2 separate regions of the Homo sapiens genome follow, and region 2 is linked to region 1. A link is an interaction called in ENCODE POLR2A ChIA-PET data of the cell type or tissue named here. Cell type or tissue: Panc1. All regions are shown on one strand. Each heading gives the region's core, and the rest is flanking DNA. Links, peaks and the distances in the headings are about the cores only.

Region 1 (8,317 bases), core at 1-8,000:
AGAATCCTGGTTGTACCACTAAGCCATTTCTTTGCCAACTCAGCATTTGGGGGCCTGGGACGTTGCCTCTCCACAGGAGGGTAGGTGTGGGTATGTCAGGTCCCTCAGCCATCCCCATCTTTCCCTGATGTGTGCTTTCCTCCCAGTGCCTCAACGCAGTGAGGACAGTGCAGAGTCTGGCCTGCCTGGAGGAGGCGGACCACACCGTGGGTTTTATTCTGCAGCTCTCTAACTTCATGAAGGAGTGGCACTTCCACCTGCCTCAGCTCATGCGTGATATCCAGGTGGGGGCCCAAGATGGTGTCTTGGAGTCTGGGGTAATGCTTGGAGACAGGGAGGCTGTGAGGTCTCACTGGGGCACTCCTAGTGAATTGCAGGATGTTCCTGAACGGGGGCTTTTCCCTTGGGGAGCACAGGGTTTGCTGTCATGTGCTTACTCTGGCTAAATGTTTCCTTCCATAGTCAAGGGCAGCCATGTAGGTTAAGAATTTGGACTTTTATCAGTTAGATCTTGGTTCAGATCCCTTAAGAATACACTTGGGGCCGGGCATGGTGGCTCACGCCTGTAATCCTAGCACTTTGGGAGGCAGTCAGGAGTTCGAGATCAGCCTGGCCAACATGGTGAAACCCTGTCTCTACTAAAAATACAAAAATTAGCTGGGCGTGGTGGCACGTGACTGTAATCCCAGCTACTCGGGAGGCTGAGTTGGGAGAATCGCTTGAACCTGGGAGGCGGAGGTTGCAGTGAGCTAGGATCGAACCATTACACTCCAGCCTGGGTGACAGAGCGAGACTCCGTCCCAAAAAGAAAAAAAAAAAAAAATGGCCGGGTGCAATAGGCTCACGCCTGTAATCCCAGCACTTTGGGAATTCAAGGCGGGAGGATCATGAGGTCAGGAGCTCGAGACCAGGCTGGCCAACATGGTGAAACCCCATCTCTACTAAAAATAACAAAAATTAGCTGGGTGTGGTGGCACACGCCTGTAGTCCCAGCTACTCAGGATCGGGAGGCTGAGGCAGGAGAATCGCTTGAACTCAGGAGGTGGAGGTTGCAGTGAGCCGAGGTCACGCCACTGCACTCCAGCCTGGTGACAAAGTGAGACTCCGTCTCAAAAAAAAAAAAAAAAAACTAAACTAAACAAAACCAAAAAAACACACACAACTGGAGCTGGGAACCAGCTGGAGAAGGGAGGGGTGAGGAAGGAACACAGGCTCCAGAGCCAGGCAGGCTTCTCTTATCTGCTGGTTGTATGACCTTGGCCAAGTCACTTGTTACTTGTAACCTTTTATTCTTTTCCTATAAAATGGAATCAGCCATAATCCTCATCTTATTTTATTTATTTATTTATTTTGAGACAGAGTTTTGCTCTGTCGCCCAGGCTGGAGTGCAGTGGTGCCATCTCGGCTCACTGCAAGCTCCGCCTCCCGGGTTCACGCCATTCTCCTGCCTCAGCCTCCCGAGTAGCTGGGACTACAGGCGCCCGCCACCACGCCCGGCTAATTTTTTGTATTTTTAGTAGAGACAGGGTTTCACCGTGTTAGCCAGGATGGTCTCGATCTGCTGACCTCGTGATGCGCCTGCCTCGACCTCAAAAGTGCTGGGATTACAGGCATGAGCCACCGCACCCGGCCTCATCTTCTTTACTTTAGGACCTTACAATATACCAGGCACCTAGCTGGGTCTCAGGGAGACAGTCCAGTCCTGAGCCCTGCTGGCCCAAGTTTGTAGCCCTGAGTACTTAGTGGCTATAGGGGCTTTAAGCTGGAAAGTGGCCAGGGGAGCATGAGGGAAGGAGGGAGAGAAGGGGAGCATGAGGGAAGGAGGGAGAGAAGGGGAGCATGAGGGAAGGAGGGAGAGAAGAGCAGCAGCGAGTGAGGAGCGCATGGGTGTTACATGGAGGGCTATTGGGTTGGTCTGGTTGGGTGACTGGGCTGCTGACAAGAGAATCCGCTCATCTCTCCTGTGTCTCTCCCAGGTCAACCTGGGTTACTTGTGCCAGGCATGTACCTCTCTCCTGCACAGTCGAAAGATGCTGCAGCATTACTTACAGGTAAGCGTCCTATGCCATGAGGTCCTGGAATACCTCACGCTAGCTTCCCAAGCTCCACCTTCATTTCTTGACTCTCCTTAGAACAAAAATGGGGATGGCCTCCCCTCAGCTGTTGCCCAGCGAGTCCAGAGGCCACCGTCTGCTGCTTCTGCTGCCCCCTCCTCCTCAAAGCAGCCCGCTGCTGACACAGAGGCATCAGAGCAGCAGGCCTTGCACACAGTCCAGTATGGCCTTCTCAAGATCCTCAGCAAGACGCTGGCAGCCCTGCGCCACTTCACCCCAGATGTCTGCCAGATTCTGCTGGATCAGGTACTGCCCATCATCTGTTCAGCACCACCTCCCCTAAAGGCTCTGCTCTGCTGTGTACCGAGAGCTACCTGGGGCCTTAATTGGGTCCTGGATGGCTCTTGTCTTTTCTCGCAGTCCCTGGACCTTGCTGAATACAACTTCCTGTTTGCCCTGAGCTTTACCACTCCCACCTTTGACTCCGAAGTGGCCCCCTCCTTCGGGACCCTTCTGGCCACAGTGAATGTGGCCCTCAACATGCTTGGAGAGGTAAGTTGGTTCTGTCAGACACTGTCCTCTCCCCCCGGCTCCTCCCCCTGCCTGCCACTTCCCAGCTGACCTTGGGCATGTTGGGCATGGTACCTAGCCTCCCAAGCCTGCTCCTCTCTGTAAACTGAACATGACAGCACCTCTGAGAATTACTGTGAGGATTAAATGAGGTAACTGATTAAATTTGCTTAGTGCAGGACATGCAAGTAGGAAGCTCTCAGTAAGTGGGAGCTGTTCCTGTTGTCTTAGTTTTTTACCCTTGCTTCTCTTCAGCTGGACAAGAAAAAGGAGCCCCTCACCCAGGCAGTGGGGCTCAGCACACAGGCAGAAGGGACCAGGACGTTAAAGTAAGTGCTCTTTCTGGGATTTGATAAGGGGCTGGGGCAGTCATGGGCCCACTGTTCTCAAGCTTGGCCAGCCTGGCCCTCTGCAGCAGTACCAAAAACCTGTGTCTCCTCCCAGGTCCCTCCTGATGTTTACCATGGAAAACTGCTTCTACCTGCTCATCTCTCAGGCGATGCGGTACCTTAGGGACCCGGCTGTGCACCCCCGGGACAAACAGCGGATGAAGCAGGAGCTCAGCTCTGAGTTGGTACGGATGGATAGGGATACGGAGGGCTGGACCAATAGGGCCAGAGCCCTGTGGGGTCCTGCCTGGCAACCCCCAAGGGTCAGAACAGTAGCCAGATGTGCTGAGCCTCACCAAGCCACTTTTTTTCTTGTAGAGCACGCTGCTGTCCAGCCTCTCGCGCTACTTCCGCCGGGGAGCCCCCAGCTCCCCTGCCACTGGTGTCCTCCCCTCGCCGCAGGGCAAGTCCACCTCTCTCTCCAAAGCCAGCCCTGAGAGTCAGGAGCCTCTGATCCAGTTGGTGCAGGCGTTTGTCCGGCATATGCAAAGATAGGGCAGTGCTGTTCTGCCCACCTACCCCTCTCCACCAGCCTACACTGCACCCTGGCTGGCAGGGGTGCTGCTGGCTGCTAGGGCCTATACAATGGAGGGCACCTCCTGTCACCCCCCTCCCGGAGTAGCCACGACTCCAGCCACCACCCACTGACGTTATTTTTATACTAGATGAAGAGGTCAACAGCAGGCATGGGGAGCCGAGTCTTCTGTGCTCAGGTCCTCACGCTGCAGACGCCCCCTAGAGGAACTTTCCTTCCTTTCCAGCATTCCCCACAGCACTGCCGGCCAGGGGAGAGGCGGCAGCCCAGCAGAGGGCTCTATGCACGGGTTTCAAACCTGTTTTCCACACTCTGTCTTTGCAGTTTTGGTAATTCTGTGGTCTATTTATACAGATATTAAAATCTTGTTTATAGACAGCTGTGTGATGTTTAACTTCAAAGCCCAGGGATGACAACGTGGCTCTCAGAACCTAGAAAACTCCCCTGGCCAGGCGCCTGGGAGTGGGGCTGCAGCCTCGGGGGAAGGCAGGTACTGATGGATGGCTAGTTCACCAGCATCTCCTCATTCCTGTCCTTGGGCTGAGGGTTTGGCTGGGTGGGCGCTGTCAGATATTCCCTTCCTTGGCCTGCGCTGGTCCTGTCCTTGACCCTGCTTTCATTGGCCCAGTGGGCTGAGCTCATCCCTGGGTGAGCCTTTCTTGAAGCTCTGTGCCTTCCTATTTATAGCCCCGTGCCCCCGTCATCCCCCGATCCCCTCTTCAGAAGCCCCAACAGTGGGGCCTACTGGCTGTTGGCCTTCTCAGGACTGAAGTCAGAATGCTAGGTCCTGCTAGGGGCCATCTAAAACACAGACATCACTTAGGGTTTCTAGAATCAGGCTGCCTGGGCTTCAGTCCCTGCTTGGCCACTTGCCAACTGTGGTCCCTTGAGGAGCTGACTGTCTTGCTGATCTCATCTGTGAAATGTGGACACTGAGGACGGCATGAGAACCCATGGCACGGGGGCACATGCTGGGTGAAACGCCCGACCTGCAGACAGCACTGACCGCTACCCACTTCTTGTGCTTGAACTGAACTGTCAGACGCATTCTACAGTCCGCTCCACAATCCAAATTTAGGAAACTTTTTCTTAGGAATAAAACGTTCCTTGTGCGGCTTCATGTCCAGGAACAGCACTGCCCTCTGAGAGGCACAGGCCCCGCAGAAGACAGGGAGGGCTGCACTTCTTCCCAACTAGAGAGCTGGGGGCCGGGGCAGCCACAGGGCCCCTGCTCACTCTGTGGAAGAGTGGGGCAGAGGGTGAGTCTACCTTTCCCTTTACCACCCTCAGGGCCAGGCCCTGACAGGAGCCCAGGTGACTCGCACACAAGGACGGTTTATTGGCTAGAGAGCAAACGCAGGCAGAAGTAAAAACACCAGATAAAAAGTGAGTGTGGAGAGGTGAAGACTGCGGCCGCTGGACTTGGCTTGAGCTGTGAGGGGTGGGAGGGGAGGATAGCACCGGAAGATGCTGCTCCGGGCCCAACACCAGCCCTGGCCAGGCTCTCCCCTCCCAGGGGCAGCGCCCAGTCCCCAGGGGCTGCCAGAGCCCTGTGTGCCTTGCCGCATTCCCCTGATGCAGCTTTTGGCAACTGAAAGGCAGGGCTCTCGCTGAGTGCACCTGGGGCTTCCTGAGCCCATCTGCGGCGGCCCCACCCTGGCCTAGGTGCTGAGTGCAGCTGCTGCAGACAGCCCCTCCCTCCTTAGTGGAGCCTGGAGGGTGGGGTGCTCGGGGATGCAGGCAGGGGCAGGGGCTCCAGAGCCACAGGTCAGAAGCAGGGCTGGGGGAGGGGTGGAGCCATTCAGCCTCAGGCACCCTCACAGCTAGGTGACTAGGGGCAGGGACAGAATGGGGTGAATTCTCCCCACTCTGAACAACTGTGTCACCAACAAACAAGTTAAGTGGCAGGGCTGCGCCCATCCTCTCCTGCCTAGGCCAGAATGCGGGGGGGATGGGGGCACCTGCCTAGCTGAGCAGTTCCAAGTAGGTGACAGGGACCTTGCCCTTCTTGTTGCCTCTCTCGCCAATGAGCCAGTCAGGGTCCATGCCAGGCAGGCTGTAGACAGTGATGAGCTGCAGAGATGGCAGTAGAGGACGGTCATGGCCTGGCCAAGGGTGGAACTGGCCCCAGGACTAAGTGGGGACAGAGCTGCCACCTCCCCATGGCCCGTGGCATGTGCTACACCTTCAGTGGCTGGCGCTCATCTCACTTGCTCCAGAGACCCAGCAGAGCAAGGATCCTTTCCTCAGAGCTGGATATGCCCTCTTTAACCTGCTGGTCCCCACTTTGCCAACAGGGCCCCTCCAGGCCCCATGTGCCTGATCCCAGTGCCCAGGCTGCTCCTCACCCAGCCCATTCCTGCCCCACCTTGCGGCACCGGGCCCACCTCATCAGCCAGCAGGGCCAGCTCACTGCTGTCGGCTGCCTCGTAGTCATAGAGCACCCGAGCTTTGCGGGTCCCACTGGCAGGGGGGGCCACCTCTTCCAGGCAGAGCGAGGCCTCCCCCGGAGGGGCCAGGCTGGCCACAGAGGGCACCACAGGCATAGTGGCCGCAGCAGTGGTGGGTGAGGTGCTGCTCAGGGGTGGGGAGGCGGGCTCTGTGGTGCCCACGAAGGTGCCGGGAAATCTGGAGAGGAGGGATACATCTTAGCAGGTGGGAGTCCCAGAAGGGACCCCAGAGGCAAACTCCCCTCCCCAGCCCCAGGAGCCCCACTCCAGCCCCGGCTACTCACATGGCACCCTGGGAGCTGGCAGCACAAAGGGAAAAGCAAAGCAAGGGAAGGGTGAGATGGCCCCACCCCCTGGTCCCTGCCATCCTCCCCACCCAGGCATTCCCTAGAAACCCTCAGGGGCTCCAGGGGACTTGGCCGTCAGTAAGGCCAGCCACTCCACCCTCATACACATGAGATGCCCGCACCCAGAGTGGGTTCCAGCAGAGCCCTCCAACCCAGCTTTGTGTCACAGGACTTGCCCAGAGGAGCTCATGCTGCCCACGGACAGGGTATGGGAGCCAGGGGGCCCCAGTGGGTTCAGCAGTGCTGGCCCCGCACCTGCCCAGCTGCTTCTGCAAGTCCAGCATGTGGCGGTAGCACTGTGCGTAGTAGGTTGTCTGAGACTTGACGAACTCGTGGAGGCAGCGCAGGTGGTTCACCTGCGGGGAAGAGGCCAGAGGCTGACTTCTAACCTCCCGCCCTCAGAACAAAAAATTCCGTCCCCATCCCCGTCCTCTACCAGACCTTGCTCCGGCATTCCAGGGTGCCCTGCCCCTGCGCCCACACCCTCCCCGGTGGGACTTGCTCTGTGAGGGCCATTCTGGGGCAGCCCTGCTGACCTTGTGGTTCAGGCACACCTGGTGCCTGCTGAGGGTTAGGTTTAGTGAGGGTGGGCAGTGGGACTCACGTGAGTGCTACTGATTCCCTCCAGCAAGAGACGGGTCACTTCTGCTTGCCGGTCAAACTCTGTCTGGGCCACGCGGAGCTCCTGCTCGGCCTGGGCAGGGCAGGGCAGCCATGAGCACCCACACACCACCCACCAGCTTCCCCGCAGTCTTCTCCTGGAGCCTACCTGGGAGCCGCCTGTCCCTTTCCCCTGGGAACACAGAGAGCCTTCTGGGTCTATGCCTGACTTCACACCTGGAGCCCCAACCCCAGAGAAGCTAGAGCCCCACTCAGGACCCCACAGGCAGCTGCAGTGACAGACCCTTCCTCCATCACCCATCGGAGAAATCCACCCAGCAAGTGCATCCTGAGGGCCTACTGTGTGCTACAGGGTACTGTGGAGAAAACATTTCCCCACAGAGGGGAAACTGAGGCCCAGGGAGGGAAAGCAGTAACCCCTCCCCAGTGGGTGTGGGGCAGAGTGAGAAACAGATCAGACCCCACAGCAGCAAGTGTGCCTGCACCCCGCCACCCCTTCTTCCTCGAGCCCAGCCCCCCAGGCCCCAACTTACCTTGTCCACTTCATCATTCCAGAGCTGTGGAGACGGCAGCAGGAGTGGCCAGCAGGGGAGGGGAGAGGAGGACAGCTGGACCCTAGAGCCTGTGCCCTGCCCCAGCTCCCAGACTCAACTTCTGCCCCCCTGCCCCTCTGCCCCCCCTCCCAAACAGGAGCTGAGACTGGGCCGAGGCCCGGCATGGGAGCTGGGGGCTGGCGGTCCCAGTCCCTCTAACATGCCTCATGCAGGAGGGGAGCAGCCAGCAGGAGTCCTGCTTATATTTCTCCTACAGTGTCAGCCCCATTCTCTGAGTGGGGTCTCAAGAGAGACGGAGTGTCCCCACCCCATCCTGACTGCTGGCTCAGGCTGCTGGGCTGGGCGGCAGAACTGTGTGACCCTGGGCCAGTCACTGAAGCTTTCTGTCCTCTGGCAGAGAAAGGTGGCCTCGTGCTTGAGTCACACTGGGACTCAATGGCAAAAGAAAAACAGGGCAGTCTCCACCCTCTAGGATGTTTCTCCTTCCACTGGGCACAGGGAGGAGGCGGGAAGTGGCATCCAGACCCTGAAGAAGAAAGACGCTGCCCGGCCACGACCAGGAGACCCAGCGCTCCTGCCGCTTCCGGAGATCTGACCCGAGACAACAGCCTGAAATAGGGAATGCGGACCCAGGCCAGTGTGCGTGGCCGGCCCGTGTGGCCCCCATGCTGCTTAGGAAGTCCCCGTCCAGGAGCACTGGAAGTTGCTGTGAGAGCCAACTAGGGTTGGCGGCCTGAGGGACAGTCACCCAGCCACAGAACGACGGCACGGAAGACATGAGGCAGCATGCTCACGAG
Region 2 (8,317 bases), core at 63-8,062, 71 kb before region 1:
TTTGTATTTTGTTTAGTAGAGACAGGGTTTCACCGTGTTAGCCAAGATGGTCTCGATCTCCTGACCTCGTGATCCGTCCGCCTCAGCCTCCCAAAGTGCTGGGATTACAGGCGTGAGCCACCTCGCCCGGCCTTTCTTTCTTTCTTTCTTTCTTTTTGAGATGGAGTTTTGCTCTTGTTGCCCAGACTGGAGTGCAATGGTGCGATCTTGGCTCATTGCAACCTCCACCTCCTGGGTTCAAGCAATTCTCCCATCTCAGCCTCCCAAGTAGCTGGGATTACAGGTGCATGCTACCACGCCCGGCTAATTTTTGCATTTTTAGTAGAGATGGGGTCTCATCATATTGGTCAGGCTGGTCTCAAACTCCTGACCTCGGGTGATCTGCCCACCTCAGCCTCCCAGAGTGCTGAGATTAAAGGCATGAGCCACCGCACCCGGCCTGGGGAAGTCAGTTCTATTATTATTATTATTATTGTTATTATTATTATTATTTTTTTTTTTTGAGATGGAGTCTCGCACTGTCACCCGGGTTGGAGTGCAATGGCACAATCTCAGCTCACTGCAACCTCTGCCTCCTGGGTTCAAGCGATTCTCCTGCCTCAGCCTCCTGAGTAGTTGGGATTACAACAGGTGCCCACCACCACACTCGGCTAATTTTTTGTACTTTTGTTTTTATTTTTATTTTTTCTTGAGATGGAATTTCGCTCTTGTTGCCCAGGGTGGAGTGCAATGGCACGATCTTGGCTCACCGCAACCTCCGCCTCCCAGGTTCAAGCAATTCTCCTACCTCAGCCTCCCGAGTAACTGGGATTACAGGCATGCGCCACCATGCCCGGCTAATTTTGTAATTTTAGTAGAAATGGGGTTTCTCCACGTAGGTCAGGCTGCTCTTGAACTCCTGACCTCAGGTGGTCTGCCCTCCTTGGCCTCCCAAAGTGCTGGGATTACAGGTGTGAGCCACTGCACCCAGCAATTTTTTGTATTTTTAGTAGAGACGGGGTTTCACTATGTTTGCCAGGTTGGTCTTGAACTCCTGATCTCGTGATCCGCCTGCCTCAGCCTCCCAAAGTGCTGGGATTACAGGTGTGAGCCACAGTGCCTGGTTGGTCAGTTCTATTATTATTCCTTATTTATTTATTTATTTATTTATTTATTTATTTATTTATTTTTTGAGACAGAGTCTTGCTCTGTTGCCTAGGCCAGAGTGCAGTGGCCCAATCTTGGCTCACTGCAAGCTCTGCCTCCCGGGTTCACGCCATTCTCCTGTCTCAGCCTCCGGAGTAGCTGGGACTACAGGTGCCTGCCACCATGCCCGGCTAATTTTTTGTATTTTTTTTAGTAGAGACGGGGATTTCACCATGTTAGCCAGGATGGTCTCGATCTCCTGACCTCGTGATCCGCCCACCTCGGCCTCCCAAAGTGCTGGGATTACAGGCATGAGCCACTGCACCCAGACTTTTTTTTTTTTTTTTTTTTTTGAGACAGAGTCTCACTCTGTCGCCCAGGCTGGAGTGCATAGTGCAATCTCGGCTCACTGCAACCTCCGCCTCCCATGTTCAAGTTATTCTCCTGCCTCAGCCTCCCGGGTACCTGGGACTACAGGTGCCTACCACGCCCAGCTGTTTTTTGTATTTTTAGTAGAGACAAAGTTTCACCATGTTGGCCAGGCTGGTCTCGAACTCCTGGCCTCAAGTGATCTGCCTCAATATGCTGGGATTACAGGTGTGAGTCGTTACTCCCAGCCATTATTATTCCTTTTTTTACAGATGAGAAAATGAAGTCTTGGTGACATAAAACCAGGGGCCCAAGGCTGCTAGGGAACCAGCCCTATTCGACTCTAGCATCCATGTTCTGAATCACAGTATAGTGAGGTGTCCAAGAAATTCCATGTTTGCATCTTTGGGGTGTGCTTCCAGGCACTTGAAGTTCTGGCTCACTGTCTGTGCCTCAGTGGACAAGTCTGAGAAGCCCCCAGGGTGTCTGTAACCCTGTGAGGGTGGGAAGCTTCTGAATCCGCCTCCCTCTTTGCCAGGCCCAGCTCTGACCCCAGGATGCTGTCTCAGTCCTCTGATGTCCCCTTTCCACAGGGCAGCACAGACTATTTCTTGAGCAGTGGTGACAAGATTCGATTCTTCTTTGAGAAAGGCGTTTTTGATGAGAAAGGTTTGGAGCTGGGGCCCTAGAGCTGGGGAGGAGCCATGGTGAGGGTAGGCTGGACCTGGGAATCTGCCCCCTGGGCTGGAAGCATGCTGAAGCCAGCTGCCCATGGAAGGCTGGACACCAGTTCTCTGCCTTTATCTGTTCTTTGTGCCACAGGAAATTTCCTGGTCCCTCCGGAGAAATCCATCAACAAAATTGGCCACGGTGAGCAGGGGCTTGGGGGTACAGGAAAGAAGATCGGGGAACAGGCTGGGAGTGGTGGCTTACACTTGTAATCCTAACTAACACTTTGAGAAGTCAAGGTGGGCAGATCACTTGAAGTCAGGAGTTCAAGACCAGTCTGGCCAACATGGTGAAACCCCATCTCTACTAAAAATAGAAAAAATTAGGTGAGTGTAGTGGTGCACACCTGTAGTCCCAGCTACTCAGGAGGCTGAGGCAGGAGAATTGCTTGAACCTGGGAGGCGGATGTTGCAGTGAGCTGAGATGTGCCATTGCACTCCAGCCTGCCTGGGTGACAGAGACAGAGTGAAACCCTGTTAAAAAAAAAAAAAAAAGAAAAGGAAAAAGCATGGGGAAACTGGGGAAACTGAAGCCTGAAGAGTTTAGGAGCTTTAATGAAAGCCCATAGTGGCTGGGCGTGGTCGTTCACGTCTGTAATCCCAGGACTTTGGGAGGCCAAGGTGGGTGGATCACCTGAGGTCGGGAGTTCAAGACCAGCCTGACCAATGTGGAGAAACCCTGTCTCTACTAAAAATACAAAATTAGCTGAATATGGTTGCGCATGCCTGTAATCCCAGCTACTTGGGAGGCTGAAGCGGGAGAATAGCTTGAACCCGAGAGGCTGAGGCTGCAGTGAGCCGATATCATGCCATTGCACTCCAGCCTGGGCAACAAGAGTGAAACTCCGTCTCAAAAAAAAAAAAAAGCAAACAAGAAAGAAAGCCCATAGTAAATTAGTGGTCGGGTAAATGGCATTTGTGGCTTCAGGCTCCCCTCTGGTCTTGGGCCCCTCTGCTAATCATGACACTGCTGCCACAGCACTGGGGATAGGGGGTCCACCTGATCCCCCCTAACAGGTGGGCATGTGCAGGCTCTCTACTGCCTGGCCTGGGGGAGCTCCTGGGTCCAGTGCTCCCTAGAGCCACCCTAAGGGGCACCTGACCTGCTGACAGGGTCCCTATTCTGACACCCCAAAGTCAAGTAAGAAAACCCTCACTTTTTTTCTTTAGGATCATACATTATAATTTGTTTTATAGGCTATTTATTTTTTTAAATAAAATTGAGAGGAGGTCTCGTTATGTTGCCTAGGCTGATCTTCAACTACCGGGCTCAAGTGATCCTCCTGCCTTGGCCTCTCAAAATGCTGGGATTATAGGCATAAGCCACTGCACTTGGCCTAGAATGCTTATTGTTAAGCCTGAAGTTATATCATGGTAAGCTTGTAGACAAGTTGTGGTAAAATACACGTAAGATTTACCATATCATTGCCGGGCGTGGTGGCTCACGCCTGTAATCCCAGCACTTTGGGAGGCTGAGGTGGGCGGATCACGAGGTCAGGAGATCGAGACCATCCTGGCTAACACAGTGAAACCCTGTCTCTACTAAAAACACAAAAAATTAGCCGGACCTTGTTGTGGGCGCCTGTAGTCCCAGCTACTGCCACTGCACTCCAGCCTGGGCAACAGAGCGAAACTCTGTCTCAAAAAAAAAAAAAAAAAGAAAAGATTTACCATATCATCATAACCCTTTTAAAGTACGTAGCTTGGCCGGGCGCGGTGGTTCACGCCTGTAATCCCAGCACTTTGGGAGGCCGAGGCGGGTGGATCACGAGGTCAGGAGTTCAAGACCAGCCTGGCCAATATGGTGAAAAACCATTTCTACTAAAAATACAATAATTAGCTGGGCGTGGTGGCACATGCCTGTAGTCCCAGCTGCTCAGGAGGCTGAGGCAGGAGAATCGCTTGAACTAGGGAGGTGGAGGTTGCAGTGAGCCGAGATTGTGCCACTGCACTCCAGCCTGGGCGACAGAGTGAGACTCCATCTCAAAACTAAATAAATAAATAAAAATAAAAAGTACATAGCTCAGTGGTATTAAATGCATTCAATCTTATGTTTATGACAATGAGGGACTATCCCATGCCAGGCCCTGGGCTGTCCCTGCACATTCATTAGCCCATCGAGTCCCACACCAGTCCTGCCTCCCAGGTTCTTCTAATCCTCATTTGACAGAAGAGGAAACTGAGGCTTACAGGAGAGAAATGGTTACCCGAGGCCACACAGAGCAAATGGTGGTACCGAGATTGCTCCGCATGATTGGTGCCTTGGAGCCCTTAGTCGTCTGTGAGGGGTGGGGAGTCGGGGCTGGACTGAGCTTCCCAGAAGGTCAAGAATAAGGGCATGGGTGGCATAGGGCCTGGGGTGGGGGCAAGGCTCCTGTGGAGCCCATTACTCAGTTGTAAACAAGCAGAAGGGTTAATGCCTACAAAGTAAGTGAGAATGTCAAAGTAAGCCTGAGTGTGGGTGCCCAGAGCTGGGTGTGGAGGGACACGTGGGCCTGAGATGGGGCCGACAGCTTCCTTCTGTCCCATAGCTCTGCACGCCCACGACCCCGTCTTCAAGAGCATCACACACTCCTTCAAGGTGCAGGTGAGCAGAGGTGGGGGTGAGGGCCAGGAGGGTGGGCCATGTGTGGCAGGCTGGCAGCATGACCTTTGCCCCCCTCCAGACCTTGGCCAGAAGTCTGGGCCTCCAGATGCCCGTGGTGGTGCAGAGCATGTACATCTTTAAGGTGAGCTCCTTGTCCTTGCCTCAGTTTACCATCTGTAAAATGGGCAGACTGCTCATACCAAGCCCTTCCTTACAATGGGCCAAAAGTTGCTGGAATTATTATGTTGGTGGGAGAACATGGAAAATCGGTCTCCTCTGGCTAAAGCACCTGGAACTTAGTTGATCCTCAGTTAAAATTTGGTGGTAGGGGCCGGGCGTGGTGGCTCATGCCTGTAATCCCAGCACTTTGGGAGGCTGAAGCGGGCAGATCACCTGAAGTCAGGAGTTCGAGATCAGCCTGGCCAACATGGAGAAACCCCATCTCTACTAAAAATACAAAAATTAGCCGGGCGTGATGGCACACACCTGTAGTCCCAGCTACTCGGGAGGCTGAGGCAGGATAATTGCTTGAACCCAGGAGGTGGAGGTTACAGTGAGTGGAGATCACGCCAATGTACTCTAGCCTGGGGGATAGAGCAAGGCTCCGTCTCAAAAAAAAGAAAAATTTGGCCAGGCGCAGTGGCTCACGCTTGTAATCCCAGCTCTCAGGGAGGCAGAGGTGGGAGGGTAGCTTGAACCCAGGAGTTTGAGACCTGCCTGGGCAATATAGCGAGACCCCATTCTCCACAAAAAGGAAGAAAAAAAAAAAGAAAAAAAAATTTGGTGGTAGGAGGGAGGGTCATCCCCAGGCCTCCCTCGGCCTTCCTCCTCCCTTCTTTGGCAATTGAAATGCTGTGCTCCCAGCTTTCAAGGGCCAGCTCAGTGCCACCTCTTCTAAGAAGCCTTCCAGAACCCCTGAGGAAAGAAGGACCCATCTGACTCTGGGGCTGGAAGGCTCAACTGCTGGCCTGTGTCCTAGCCTCTCCCTCCAGTCCTTGCCCTGCTCTGCTCTGTGATCTTGTTAGGCATGTGTGTGCTTGCACATGCTAGGAGCTTGTTGGGCAGGGGTGGGGGTTTTCTCTTTGCATCCCTCCTGGGGCTGGCATATGGTAGGTGCTCAGTAGCTGGGTGTTGATGTGGAATCCTGAGAGGAAAATGCCTGTGGCCAGAGCAATAGCATCCTGGGAGTCTCAGCAAGCCCAGCTCCTCTCTGCTCTCTTCTGTCCTCACCAGGCTTTTCCTCTCTCTTGCAGCAACCTCACTTTGGCGGTGAAGGTGAGCTGAGAGCTGTGGGCCCCTGAAAAGGCCATGGGTGGGACATCTAAGACAGCAATGGTTCTCAGATCTTCAGAAGGAGGGAAAGCGCTTGCTCCTGTCTGTTGTAGGAGCCTGGCCCGGAGAGGAGGAGCCACCTTCCATTCCTTCCCCTGATAGTGGATTGGTAGGGAAACCTTGCGTCCTTGGCATAGTGGGTCCTGAGCCTGCCAGCAACCCCAGCTGGTTAAAAATATAGATTTCCTAGGACAGGCGTGGTGGCTCATGCCTGTAATCCCAGCAATTTGGAAGGCAGAGGCGAGCGGATCACCTGAGGTCAGGAATTCGAGACCAGCCTGGCCAACATGCTGAAGCCCCATCTCTACTAAAAATACAAAAATTTTGGTGGGTGTAGTATCGCACACCCGTAGTCCTAGCTACTCAGGCGGCTGAGGCAGGAGAATCGCTTGAACCCAGGAGGCAGAGGTTGCAGTGAGCCAAGATCACACCACTGCACTCCAGCCTGGGTGACAGAGTGAGACTCTGTCTCAAAACCAAACAAACAAAAAAACCAAACCAAACCAAGCAAACAAAAAAAACAGATTCCTGGGCCCTAGTCCCTGAGATCTTGAGCCAGTAGGGCTGCATGGGCCTGGGAATCTGTTTTTTGGGTTTTTTTTTGAGACAGAGTTTCATTCTTGTCACCCAAGGTGGAGTACAATGGCACAATTTCGGCTCACTACAACTTCCGCCTCTCCGGTCCAAGTGATTCTCCTGCCTCAGCTTCCCAAGTAGCTGGGATTACAGGTGCCTGCCACCACGCCCAGCTAATTTTTTGTATTTTTAGTAGAGACGGGGTTCCACCATGTTGGCCAGGCTGGTCTCGAACTCCTGACCTCAGGTGATCCACCCGCCTCAGCCTCCCAAAGTGCTGGGATTACAGGGATGAGCCACCGCGCCCGGCCCTGGAATCTGTATTTTTAACAAGTTTCCTGGAGGACGAATTCAGCATAGAAATTGCTGATCTAGTTCCACACCCTACACCATGCAGCCACCCTTTACAGCCTCCCTAGTAGGTGATTATCTACTTCTGCTCAAATACCTCTGGTGACAGGGAGCTCATCCCCTCCCAGGAAGCCCTTTCCTTCCTTGCATGAGCCCAAGTCAGCCTCCTTGTGACCACCTTCTTCCACCATTCAGCCTGTACGAAGTTCCCCAAAGGGATGACCATCCCCACCCTTAGCCTGAGTCCAGTTCCCCAAAGGGATGACCATCCCCACTCTCTGCCTGAGTCCAGTTCTCCCAGTTCCTTCCACCATTCCTCTCCCAAATGTTTCAAAGCCCCTTCCATTTCAAATGTTCCTTTGGAGGTCTGTCTTAAAGTTCAGTATTCAGAAAACACGCAGTTGCCCGGGAAGGAAGGAGGTGAGACAGCAACCTGTTTGTTCTGTTGCTGAGGACCATGTTCCTTTGTTCGGTGGTTCCGCATCCTAACTGTGCCCCAGCATCGTGTGGGGAGGTTTTTAAAAATGTGGATGCTGGCCAGGAGTGGTGGCTCACGCTTGTAATCCCAGCACTTTGGGAGGCCGAGGGGGTAGATCACCTAAGGTCAGGAGTTTGAGACCAGCCTGGCTAACATGGTGAAACCCCATCTCTACTAAAAATATGAAAATTAGCTGGGCGTGGTGTCAGGCACCTGTAATCCCAGCTACTAGGGAGGCTGAAGCAGGAGAATCACTTGAATCCGGGAGGCGGAGGTTGCAGTGAGCCAAGATCGTGCCACTGCACTCCAGCCTGGGCGACAGAGCCAGACTCCGTCTCAAAAAAAAAAAAAATAATAATAATAATAAAGAAATGTGGATGCCTGATCATAGCATCTCCCTGCTTCGCACCCAACTTCCCAATTTTTTTTTTTGAGAGGGAGTCTTGCTCTGTCACCCAGACTGGAGTGAGGTGGCACAGTCTCGGCTCACTGCAAGTTCTGCCTCCCGAGTTCAAGCAATTCTTCTGTCTCAGCCTCCCAAGTAGCTGGGATTACAGGCGCCTGCCACCACACATGGCTAATTTTTGTGTTTTTAGTAGAGACAGGGTTTCACCATGTTGGCCAGGCTGGTCTCAAATTCCTGACCTCAGGTGATCCACCCGCCTTGGCCTCCCAAAGTGCTGAGATTATAGGTGTGAGCCACCGCGCCAAGCCCCAACCTCCCAAACTTAGGCCACTGGGTGAACCATCTGGTGGCTGGGGGCCGCTTGT

What was found. Peaks named below come from ENCODE experiments on the same cell type or tissue, not always from the same donor. Only the 100,000 strongest peaks of a DNase experiment are listed, where the experiment ranks them.
Region 2: POLR2A ChIA-PET joins it to region 1 with 11 read pairs; 6 of 35 experiments call an interaction of 5 or more read pairs at or near these places.

The regions. Positions count from the first base shown.
Region 1 is chr9:129,003,171-129,011,487 of GRCh38, forward strand. NUP188 (nucleoporin 188) reads left to right here. Exons shown (of 44, transcript NM_015354.3): 38 at 147-284; 39 at 1,977-2,051; 40 at 2,133-2,360; 41 at 2,475-2,606; 42 at 2,880-2,953; 43 at 3,069-3,198; 44 at 3,332-3,926. The coding sequence ends at 3,508. SH3GLB2 (SH3 domain containing GRB2 like, endophilin B2) reads right to left here. Exons shown (of 11, transcript NM_020145.4): 7 at 7,500-7,523; 8 at 6,950-7,039; 9 at 6,601-6,701; 10 at 5,936-6,176; 11 at 3,866-5,621. The coding sequence ends at 5,514. LOC101929314 (a long non-coding RNA gene) reads right to left here and starts at 3,393. Exons shown (of 4, transcript XR_007061810.1): 1 at 3,310-3,393; 2 at 2,050-2,127. RefSeq lists enhancers at 3,435-3,494, 3,615-3,684, 3,905-4,054, 8,230-8,317. In Panc1, for the core only: CTCF peaks have their summits at 3,763 (motif pointing left) and 3,982; no DNase peak of the experiment used is centred there.
Region 2 is chr9:128,931,695-128,940,011 of GRCh38, forward strand. PHYHD1 (phytanoyl-CoA dioxygenase domain containing 1) reads left to right here. Exons shown (of 13, transcript NM_001100876.2): 5 at 2,088-2,163; 6 at 2,317-2,364; 7 at 4,754-4,809; 8 at 4,889-4,951; 9 at 6,063-6,084. Among named protein-coding and RNA genes, the nearest start is that of DOLK, 12 kb to the right of the region's middle. In Panc1, for the core only: no CTCF peak of the experiment used is centred there; no DNase peak of the experiment used is centred there.